Regions from separate parts of the Homo sapiens genome. Here region 2 is linked to region 1. Evidence: chromatin contacts called from ENCODE Hi-C data. All regions are on one chromosome and are shown on one strand. The core of a region is the stretch at or near the end of the contact, and the rest is flanking DNA. Distances in the headings are between cores, read along the strand shown. Region 1 holds the start of COL5A2 (collagen type V alpha 2 chain). Region 2 has its middle 32 kb from the start of SLC40A1.

Region 1 (5,853 bases), core at 2,010-4,509:
ATGTTGAATACAATGATTCATAACAAAGATTATTTTCTAAAATTAAGCATGCCTACTTCTAATAACAAGAATATATATAGCTCACTAGATGCTAGGCATTAACTTAGGAATATAAATACACTGTAAATGCTCTAGCATTTTCCTTAACACAAATGTGGAATCTTTTGAAGACCACCACCCCAATGCACACACACTCTCACCACACGCACACACACACGCACACACACTCTTTAAAAGCTGATTTTGTCATTTTAACTCCCTGATTTTTCACACACACACATACACCCACACAAACTCTTTAAAAGCTGATTTTTTTCATTTTAACTCCCTAATTTTTGTTACGTTAGTTTTAACTAAAGTCAGCCCAACTCCCAAACTTTCTCCTTTCAGTTTCTTATAAATTTAGAAAATCAAATCAGTTCTTAAAACTCAGTGAGAATGGAACTGATTTTGGCTTAAAATGCCTAAAACTTTATTTATTTACTTTTATCTTCTCATTCATATGTTTCTATCAGGCAGGCATACTCAGATTACATTTTACATTTCTGGTAAATAACCACAGTCAAGTAAAGGGAAATATACCCTGAAGTCATAAAAAGAAAGAAAAAAATAAAAACTTATTAATATGCACTTACATGCAAAAACAGATCTCCACATTTCCAAGAAGACATATTTGTACAAAATGTAAATATCACATTATGTGACTGTTATAGATAAAATTTGAAAAATGTACTTGCTTTTCATGTGTGCCTCAGATATTTCTTTAATTTAAAGCATCGATCTAAGCTTACTCTTCCCCAAACTCAAAATCAAATGGAGTTTCTAAATTATGACACCTTTATTAAGCTTGTGATAGGCCTGAACAGGAAAAAGAAAGTATTGCCAAGTATCCATACAATATCAACTTAAACCAAAATATGCATAGTAAGTAAGTACAATATAAGTTAAGCAGCTCTGAATATACTATACTCTGGAATTATTTTCTCTATTATGTTTGATTAGGGCAATGACGACTTTCTTTTGCTGTTGAATTTTTATCACTTATATTCTCTTAAGTTGAGAAATAAAATACTGGAATTTTTTACAACACATATGCAAGCAATTACACATTCTGTAAAATTTGATGTTTGGAATTCCATTTTCTGTGCTATTTGGTTATACTGTTCGCGGGGGGTACTGGGGTTGGATTGGAGTTGGGGACTTTTTTGCATCAAGCATCACATTCCTTACATTTATGTCAATTACTATTAAGAAAAATTATCTGCTCATTTTTCAAAAACACCTACAGAGTAATTATAACTATTTGGGAATGTCTTTTAAAATATGGCTTATTTCATGTACCTTGTGAAACAGTCCTTTCATTTATTCACATATTCAATTATTTCCATACTTTATTAAAGTACTTTATTCATTTTAACATAAATTAACAAAGAAAGTGGTATTAAAGGTTTTAAATTAAAGTTGGTTGTTTTGGTGGGGGAGGGGAGTAAACTGTTCTTTCTAGAGTCAAATTTTCAATTTCTATTGTAATTTTTCTGTGTTTTTCTCCTCCTGTTTTCTTCTACTTTCTATTCAATTATTTTTGCCACCCTTCCAAACAACACATGCTTTTCATGCCATTACAAAGAAACTCAAAAGTTTTCACCTTTTATAAATTACCTCATATTTTAAAAACATAAAACGTAACATAAAAAGCTCCAAGTCTTAGAAAGTGCCCCCTCTATGGGACTCCTGACAGATTGTTGGATATTCATTTACAAATTCGTATTTTCACTTTTTAAGCTTTTTAGAACTTCTGATCTCTAGATTAATTTTATAAACTTTTTGAAACCAAAAACACACAGAAGCAGATATTTGTTCTAAAAATATAGATATATACATAGTATATATACATATATACCTGTATGTATGTGTCTATATATGAAAGTAATAGAAAAGGTTAATGAATGTCCAAAGTTTTAAAAGCTTGAGTTTGATGTTACATGGTTGAGTTGATGAAAATCTACAGTGGCTTATTTTAAAGGAGTACATGTCTGTATTTGAAATTGCAACCCTCAAGATTAAAGATTTAATAGAGGAATCAATTTAAATATTTTCTTATATACTACAACAGCTATGCATTTTTGCTTAACCATACCATATAACCCAACTGTAACATATGAAAATTGCATAGGAAAAAAATGTGGTCACCAGGCAAGATTTATCTTTAAAAAAAAAAAAAAAAAAAAGCTTGGGTCTAAGGGGTAATGTCCATGCAAATATTCCATGCCAAATAAGATATATACAAGACATGCTGATTTCCTGCCTTCCGCCATCCAACCGGGAACCACCACTGTCCTGTTAATCAAGCCAGTAGGGTGGGAAAATACCACTGTTTAAGAAATCTGGCTTCTATCAGCCTCTGTCATGGAGAAACAAACGAGACTGCCTCCCAGTAAGCAAAAGTGATCACATTTTCACAAATGAAAATGGTAAAAAGAAGTTTAAATTGTTAAAGAGGAAAGAATGAGGAGCCAAAGACAAAGAAAAATCAAAGCTATCAGAGTTGCTGCAGAGGTTTTACTAAACAAAGAATTTTATGAAGCAGCTGAAGTTCAGTACAAAAAGACTCCACCCTACCCAGCTTCTGCCGCGACTTTTCCTTGCTCTGAAAACTCCAGCCCACAGAACAGAGCTCCTCTAACTAAAATGCCTTTAGTGCTCCGTTTTAAGCATTCACTCTTTTCTTATTTTAAACGTCCCACTCTCACACTCAGCCAAAAGGACTTATTGTAGGCTTTCCCAGAAAAATTTAGTAGTGTACTCTCTCCAACGGTGGATCTAGAAGCTCCGGATTTACAAACATCCCAATTGTCTTTCAAGTCGTTTTCCAGGTGCAAATCCGTCAGCCCCCTTCTCAAACTTCAAACCAGAACCTCCTCTTCACGCTCTTCCTGAGGCTTAACATTCCACCTATTTCCCAAACCGTGCAATAAACACTACAAGCAAAGCAAATGGCAAACTCACCATCCTCGTCTTCTTCCTGGGCTTTTATTGAGACAAATTGCCCTAATAAAACAATAAGAATGAGGAGAGGTCTTGCTTCCGCCCAGTTTGCCATCATGTCTAAATATTAGACATGTGGGTTCTCCTGAGAGTGAAAAGTAGATTCTGAGGTTATTGTAGCACCATGAAGTCAGCTGTGGGCTCTTCTTTCAGCACCAGCCCCAGGGCAGCCTCTGCAAACCCCCTTTTTCAGCACCAGCTCCAGCACAGTCTGCGAAAACTTTTTTCAAGCGATGCAGCTTTAAATAGGAAGAATGCTGCCTCCACTTCTTTTCCTGCCCCTTTTCAGCTTGTTCAGGCTCATAACCATCCAGTGTCTGCCAAGCAACGGTCTGATTGATGGTAAACAACCAAATCAGAACACGCGTCTCTGTGCCTGAACTTTCCCTATTTCATTTAACTTTTAAGCATAGATGGGGCTTAATAACAGAAACAAACATTTGTTTCTCTTTTCTTTTATTTTTTAAGAAAGGCTGTTAGAAGAAAAGGGTTCTATTTTCCCCTCCCTAACCCTTCCCCCCAGACACACACCCTTTAACTTTTCCCCTATAAGCTGAAAAAGACATTCCGAAGGAAATCCAGCCTTTTACCCTAGTTTTTTTACATTTAGATAATTCAAGACTCTCTTCTCCACCTTAAATCTTTAAACAATCACATTTTAACCCTTTCTTTTGACTGAATAGGGAGTATTCTTATCCCCTTCTCAGATTCGGTTTCTTTTCCCATACTCTGGAAGGAGATTATTAGAATGTTGCCCAGGTAAAGTCCAGGTTAGAAAACCATTTTGGATAAATGAATTTGTGATACATTGTAATTTGAATTAAGAAAGCATGTCCTTTCCTAATTTCTCCACATCTCTTGTTAAGGGGCCACATCTTCAGGTTCCTCTTGTCCCAGAGAGTTTTACCATGTTGAAAAATAGTCTACTAAGCAGTGCAGAGGAATGGGAAGTACTCTACCTTTGGATGAAAAAAGGCTTGCTTCTGCCTTTTGTGAGTGGTTCTGCCACTCAATAATTTTGTAAATGTGCATATAGTCCTTTATCTCTGTGCACTCCAATTTTCTCATTTGAGAAAAGGGCTTTACCCTGACCAGTGTACAGGGTTTAGTGACACTAAAATGAGTAATGTATTATTAATGAAGCTCCAAATTGCAAAGAGCTACATAAAAGCAGATGGTGGTATTATTAGCTTTAAGCCAGCTTTGCAGGGAATATGATAGCCCCAGTTGAACATGCATTTTAAGGAAAATTATCGATGAACTTTTGTGCCACCCTCACACTTGCCAAGATCTTAATGACCTCAGAGAGTTCTATACAATCTAATGTATTTGCCACCTTGAGTCTCCCTAGAATCAGGATGGATGTTCTATACAATACAAGTGAGTCAATTGTTTATAATTATTGGGCAACAGGTGCCTTGCACTGTGCTAAGCACTGGGCAGAAAGGATGACATAAAAGAAATAAAAGACATACCCATCACCTTCAAGGAACATATGTAGGTGTTGAGAAACTAAATTTACAAGAAATAAAGATATATAAGCCAGAGCATATAAATATGTGAGGGATGCATTAAGCCCGGAGAAAGGAGAAATTATCAAATGAGATTAGGCAAGCAAGACATTATTACTGTTCTTAATAGAAGAAATCCAAGAACCTTTGCATTTTAGCTTTGGAACTAGACTCTGGATAAATATTCCAGTGGAGGTCAATTTTCCCGGTTGTTTCCAGCTTCTAACCCTGTACCTCTCAGTTTATCTTTTCATTTAGACATGTCCCATTTCAATGACTTCTGTCACCACCACACTGTTCTCAGGGGTGCCCTTCCACTTAATGAATGGGCTAAGTAAGGACCAAAAATCACCTTTCAGTTAATTCTTTCTAGAATATCTTAGAGAGGCTAGGACTTGAAATCCATCTGACTATATATTCAAAGATAACAGGAAGATAAGTAAATGTGGGGGGGAGGAATTAACCTTTCTCTGAGCTTGCCAGTCCTATTCTACCATGAGGCAATTTTAGACCAATACCACCCTGATACCGAAGGGCTGGCACAATTTTCAGGCACCTTGTGCAGCATTTTTACTGAAGTGCAAGACGGCAGACATTTATGGAGAATCTACAACTCTCAGATCCTATGCTGGAGATAAAACAATGATTAGGCAAGATTGCAGGACTTGTAGCAGAGTCAGTGTATGGAACACTCAGTGGCTGCTCAGATCAGTAGTTTAGTATCTGTTATCTGTTTGTTAATAAAGTTGTTTTAAATTTAACTATAAACATGGCTTATATAAGAAAGGTTAAAACCACCATGCAGTCTCTCATGGTTGCCACCAGTTTCAATCTCCTCTTCCCACCCTACTGAAAGCTCATGGTATGACAGAAGCATAGCAAATATTTGTCAGAAGACCTGAGATAAGTAAATATTCCATATTGTCCTTGTGAACTCTTGAAATCTTATTGCAATCAAGTCATAAATAGCAAAGTATTTTGCAACTTGGGCTTTTTCTCTATGTCTGGTTTTAGGGTCCCACATTACAATTTGGAAAAGACTAAAATATACACAGGTATTGACCAGGAATATCTGTTTAATATATGTGGTTGAATTCAGAATAGAGGACAATGCCATTTCTTAGTCCTTAAAGAACTGATTATAGACCTCACTGCTGCAGTGGGGTACTCAGAAATCTGTCCCAATTCCAGTGAAGCCTATCCTAACAGTGTATGTTTTGTAATAATATGTGCTAGTGGGTGAATATTTTCCAATTCTCACAGCAACCCTGAAAGGTACTTATTATTTTTCTCAAAT
Region 2 (6,071 bases), core at 2,397-4,896, 370 kb after region 1:
GTCATCATACTTTTTTTTTTCTCTTGTTCTCTTATATCCCGTTTTTCTAGAACCGTGTTGTCTCTGTTTCTGATATGTAAATTTTCTGCCTCTGAGTCGTCCTAGTCCAGATCCTCATTACTTTTCACCTGGGTGGCTTAAATTGCTCCCTGTTATCTCAGCCTCTCTTTGCTGCATTCTAAACTATTCCCTGTTCATCCGCTTTAACCTTCCAAAAGTTCAGCTGAAAAACATTTGTTCCCCCATTCTCTATAAATTTCAAACTGAGACATAAATTCTAAACCAGTATTTGTAACTGCTATACTGTGGATATACTCTTCTCGTTTTCCTCATCACCTGCCAGTGCTGCACAGGTACCCACTTTGTATTAGTCCATTCTCACACTGCTAATAAAGACATACTTGAGACTGGGTAATGTATAAAAGAAAGAGGTTTCATTGATTCACACTTCAGCATGGCTGGGGGGGCCTCAGGAAACTTACAATCATGGCAGAAGGAGAAGAAACACATCCTTCTTCACTTGGCGGCAACAAGAGCAGAGCAAAGGAGAGGGAAAGCCCCTTATAAAACATCAGATCTCACTATCATGAGAACAGCATGGAGGTAACGGCCCCCATGATTCAATTACCTCCCACTGGGTCCTACTCATGACATGTGGGGATTATGAGAAATACAATTCACGATGAGATTTGGGTGGGGATACAGCCAAACCACATCACTCTTCTTTGGCCAAACTAGACAACTTTCTTTGTTTCTTTTCTTTTCTTTTCCTTTCTTTTCTTTTTTTTAATTAAAGGATTTGATAGAAATGGATTATTCCCAACTATGCATCCTTTATGGCCAAAGACTTACTTATTCCATATTCTACATAAAGTCGTTTTCTGACAGACTAACAGGATCTGTGATGGCTAGCATTTTATTTGATCCTTTTTTATTCCACTTAACATGAGCCCTAATAAAGAGATGGGCTCATGGCATACACTCAACAAATGTAGTAGCTGACAGCCTTTACCAATAGGCCTTGCTTTAGAGTTATTAGCATGCTTATCTATTCTGTCTGCTAGATTGTAAGCTCCTAGAAAGTGAGGATTCTATTTTATTCATCTCTATAAGCCCTCACAATGGTTTGTTCTGGGCCTCGAATAGACAACCAAGAAAGACTGTTAATTTAAACTAAAAACTGTATTGGAAAATCAACTTAACACACCAAGAAATTGTGTTCCCAGCCAATATATGAGCAGAAGGTTGAAATTATTATTTGATCTTAAATATCTTGTTAAATTTGCATTAACCACTAGATTATGTAACTTTATCTTTGAAACGTCATAACACCTCTCTTACAAATGTTCCATAGGCTGCTAATGGCTGGGGACTTGGAAAAGAGGGGTGGGAAACAGAAGAAGGAAGCTTCATATGCTTATAAACTCTATTGAAAGTGGAAAAAGTAATCTTAAATCTTAGTCTTAAGAACGTCCCCATAGACAAAATTTGCAAACATAGTTATTTCTATTGCTCTTTAGTACAAGATTTCTTGCAAGAGACAAGGCTTAGCTTTGCCTAATTATTTAAATTGAACAGTCAGTAATAAATGTTGGTCTTCTTGGGCTTCCCCACAAGCTGACAATGAATCATCCTGGTCTATATTTCTAATTTATCTTGGAGTCTGAACTCACCTACAGAGGGATGGGAGACTACTTTCTTCAAAAGGACATCTTTGGTTTCCCCTCAGCTGGTGGGATACATATTCAATTACAATGATGCTGGGATTTCTAAAAATGTAGAAGAACTTGATACTGTAACAGTTGTCGAGTACCTTGCTTGAAACAAATGAAATCTAAAAATGTAGGTAAATGAGTATGAAAAATATTCACCATTTGTATCTATGTAGGAGGCATAGGGATCACTTCCCACAGCAAGTTGCTCTAGCCTAGGATACTTTAAAATGTAATTCAAGTTGTAAAATGTGATAGACATTATTATTTCCAGAAAATATCTACCAAATTATAGATTGAAAATCAATTGTATATAAGTCACTGTTTTGTAGATCCTATTTCAAAATCAAGCCACAACTACGTGAAAGAACTTGTCTGGGTCTTCAGAAATGATCCAATATTCAGGATAATTGTTGTTTACTGTGAAGGGCAGTCAAAAACCAAACCAGTTCTGAGTATTCAGATTAGCTCAGTGTTTCAGAGGTTAAGCGCTGGAGGCAGGTGTCTAGGCTTAGATCCCAACTGTATCCCCTAGTAACTACATTAGCTTTGACAAAGGTATCTAACCTCATTACGCATCAAGTTCTCATCTATGAAATAAGGATAAGCGTTGCCTTCCTCAAAAGCTTACTATGAACATTAAAAGAGACTGTACATAAACGGCCTACTCCAAAGCAGCCACTCAAGCTACTTTAGCTATTTTTAATTCATAGCAGTCGGTTACTCTATCAAATTAAGCTGATAACTATGCTTCTTTTCTTTTTTTTTTTTTTTTTTTGGCACTGAGGTATTTGGATTTCTATGGCTTTTTAAAAACAGCTTTATTGAGATATAATTCACATACTATACATTTCACCCATTTAAAGTATACAACTGAAAGGCTTTTAGCATGTTCAGAGTTGAGTAGCCATCATCACATCTAATTTTAGATCATTTAAAAATATTTTTTGCTTAATTAATTAATCTTTTAAAAAAATTTGTCATATTATTCCTGCCTCTTACAATTATTGCTAGGTTCTCTGTAAGTATATGTTGAATGAAAGAAGAAACCACTTTATTACTGGAACTGCCAGTATTTTTGAAGTTGGAGAAATGAATAAAATGTAATTAGCATGAGGACAATTCTGGATGAGTTTTTTCTTCCTGGCTGTGTCACAGGAAGTCTAAGACCAATCCAGCTTGTAGAGCAGAGAAAAAGCCACAAAAGTATTATTTTTCAACAGCTGGCTTGTAGGTTGGATAGTCTGCCCTGAGAATAGAATGAGTCTCCTGATCCAAATATATATAATATTTTTTAAAGGCTTGGGGGAGTAGCAAGGGCAACCCTATACTCCTAGGTGGTGTACAGAGTAGTAATAAAAAGTCACAGGGTGGGAGATCGTGAATGTCTTTAAAATTCTGAGGTCTGAAAAAGAACTCTGGATAAAAAGTACCTTAAGGTACATTACTTCACTTTAAGGACAGGGGAGTCTATTGATGTTTATTTCATCCCTAGCTAAGCAAAGATTGACTAAGATCAGCTATCCATGACTCAGCATTTGAGGGAGAGGGTTCTATTTAGTGTTAGCTTGGACAGGACACAGAAAGTTAGTACCTGGGCAGGAAATTTAAACCCTAGCAGTGGTATTCCAAGGCCGTGGTTCTGAGGTTGAGGTGAGATGGGCTAAAAATGAGATCAAATGGCAAATGAAGGAAAACTGGAACTACTTCACAAACTTGCCTAGGTTGAGTTCTGTTCAAAACACCCACAAACACACATTCACCAACATTCACATTCCTTGGTTCATACACACTGATTGAAAACATATTAGACTTTGGATTTTTCTTAAATAAATCAATAGGTTTTTAGCAAGCTAAACATGTTTATTGTTAACAGTCACCAGAAGTTTCTTTGGACTAGTTCAGGCAACAGCTGCATAAATATTTCTCACACTGGCTGTCTGCCCCACTCGCCTTTTTTGCAGGAAAGACCACATCTTTTTTTTTTTTCCAGTTTAGTTCACTGGTTGTATCTCATGTGGACTGACTAAAGAATGTTATTTCTAAAAGTAGGAGTGTTCCAAGTATAACTATGACTTCTGGCAACTAAAGAGAGGCCACTAAACGATTTTTTCCCTCTATTTTGCTGATTCCAGTTCATCCTTCAAGACTTAGCTCAGAATATTCAGTATTAAGAAATGAAGACCCATATAAATAAAACCATAAAGTAACACAAAGATTTGAATAAATGGAAGACACGCTATTTAATGGAAAGAAAAATTAAAAGGTTTGAAGTCAACTTTTCCAAATAACATTCTCTGTATTGCCAATCAAAATCTCAATGAGCTCGTTAAGAATTGACAAAATGATTCTAATGTTCATATAGAAAAATAAAAATGCTGGCCGGGCGTGGTGGCTCCAGCCTGTAATCCCAGCACTTTAGGAGGCCGAGGCAGGCGGATCACCTGAGGTCAGGAGTTCGAGACCAGACTGGCCAACATGGTGAAACCCCGTCTCTACTAAAAATACAAAAATTAGCCAGGTTTTGTGATGGGTGACTGTAATCCCAGCTACTCGGGAGGCTGAGACAGGAGAATCGCTTGAACCCAGGAGGCAGAGTTTGCGGTGAGCCGAGATTGCACCACTGCCCTCCAGCCTGGGCTACAGAGTGGGACTCCATCTCTAAATAAATAAACAAATAAATATGCTAAAAGAATGAGGAAAATTTTGAAAAAGAATGAGAACTTGTCCATGCATGTTATAAAGGTAGAACTGGTACTGACCCATGAATTTCTAGACTCCAGTGAGTGCAACAATAAGGTCTAGAAATAGTACCACATATACATGTGAATTTGGTATCCCATAACAGCTATTTAGTGGGCTCTTATTATATGTCATATATTATTTCTAAGCCCTTTACATACACTAATGTATGAATCCTGGAAACAACTCCAAGAGATACATAGAATTTTTATTCCTGTTTTATAAATGAGAAAACAGATTCATCCAGTTAGTAAGTAATGGAGCCAGTATTTGATCCAGGCAGCCTAACTCCAGCACCTATTAATTACTATACAGCATTTTATATCAGCAAGGGAAAAGATTATTCGACATAGGTAACTAATATGAACCCCACTTTATTTCTTATATCACAGCTAATTCTAGATGGCTTAATTTTATTTAAATAAAACTGTAAAAGTACCAGGGAAAAATATGAGTTTTTTAAAAAAAAAACTCTATGTGGAAAGACCTTTTTACAGCCCACCCAAAACTCGAAATCAAAATAGAGAAGACTGATAGACCCAATTCATAAATATTTTTAAACCAAAATTAAAGTCAAATAAGCAAAGAGGTGAAATAGCCATAGTGCATACGACAGACTAACATTAACATCCCCAGCATACAAAGATCTTTTACCAATCAGATGATGATAAACATGCCTATGAAAAACATGTATAATTCATAAAAATCAGAAAAATAGGCAAGAAATTGAAAAGTTTAACCTTACTGTTGATTAAAGAAATGCACATTCAAATAAAAATTCTTTATCAGATTGGCAAACATATAATAGATTGACAAAATCTGATGTTGACAAAGGTGTAGGAAAATGGTGATTCGAATTGGCACAACTTTTCTGGAGAGAATTTTGGCATTTATGAATCAAAATTTCAAATGTGTATAACTTATGATCTAGCAAGTTTTCCAGGGACCTGTCTGTGGAAATCATTGCTCAAGTACCCAAAGCTGTAAACACAGTGATGTTAATTATAGCATTATCTAAAACAGCAGAAAAACAGAAAACAACCTAATTGTCCTCTGGCTAAACAAAGGCATAAAGTATGATAAAATACTATATGGCCACGAAAAATTGTAACATGATTTTAAACGTATTGCTCTGCAATGATATCCAGGTTATATTGTTGAATGAAAAATTATCAAGATACTGAATAACATGTGAAGTATGGCAACATTTTTATAAAATTATGGGTATGCAAACACATGTACATGCATGCCTGGAAAGGTTATTCACTAAAATGTCAACGGCAATGATCTTCGTGAAGAGATTTTGGGTGAGTTTTACTCTCTTGTTTATATTTTCATGATTATTTGGAATTCTTGAATGAGCAAAAAAAAAAAAAAAACAAAAAAAACCACTACCCAAACAGAACAGACACAACTGAAGCATGTCTTCTCAGGAAGCCTTCTCTTACTCCAGGTTGGTCTGGACATTGCCCTCTAACCTCCCATAGCAGCCTATACACATCACCACAGCCCTTCCACATCACAATATAAAGATATTTATTTGTATGCTTTGCCTTTCCTTACAAAACATCAGTAAATACATCTGATATCCTATTATTTTGTTTTTCCTGTGCTGAG

The links. Hi-C counts contacts between places; a loop is a spot of excess contacts on that map.
Region 2: a loop to region 1 is called in a map of tibial artery, with 5 times the contacts of the local background. The contact joins the enhancer-like site here to the promoter of COL5A2 in region 1. A Hi-C loop is called at or near these places in 2 of 168 maps with a recorded cell type or tissue (Caco-2 and tibial artery).

What each region holds. Positions count from the first base shown.
Region 1 is chr2:189,176,502-189,182,354 of GRCh38, forward strand. It overlaps COL5A2 (collagen type V alpha 2 chain), which reads right to left and starts at 3,260. Exons shown (of 54, transcript NM_000393.5): 1 at 3,007-3,260. The coding sequence starts at 3,103.
Region 2 is chr2:189,545,970-189,552,040 of GRCh38, forward strand. No RefSeq gene overlaps it. Among named protein-coding and RNA genes, the nearest start is that of SLC40A1, 32 kb to the right of the region's middle. Within about 2 kb of position 3,647, at least 7 of the 41 ENCODE cell types and tissues checked have a DNase peak (open chromatin) inside an H3K27ac peak, as active enhancers do.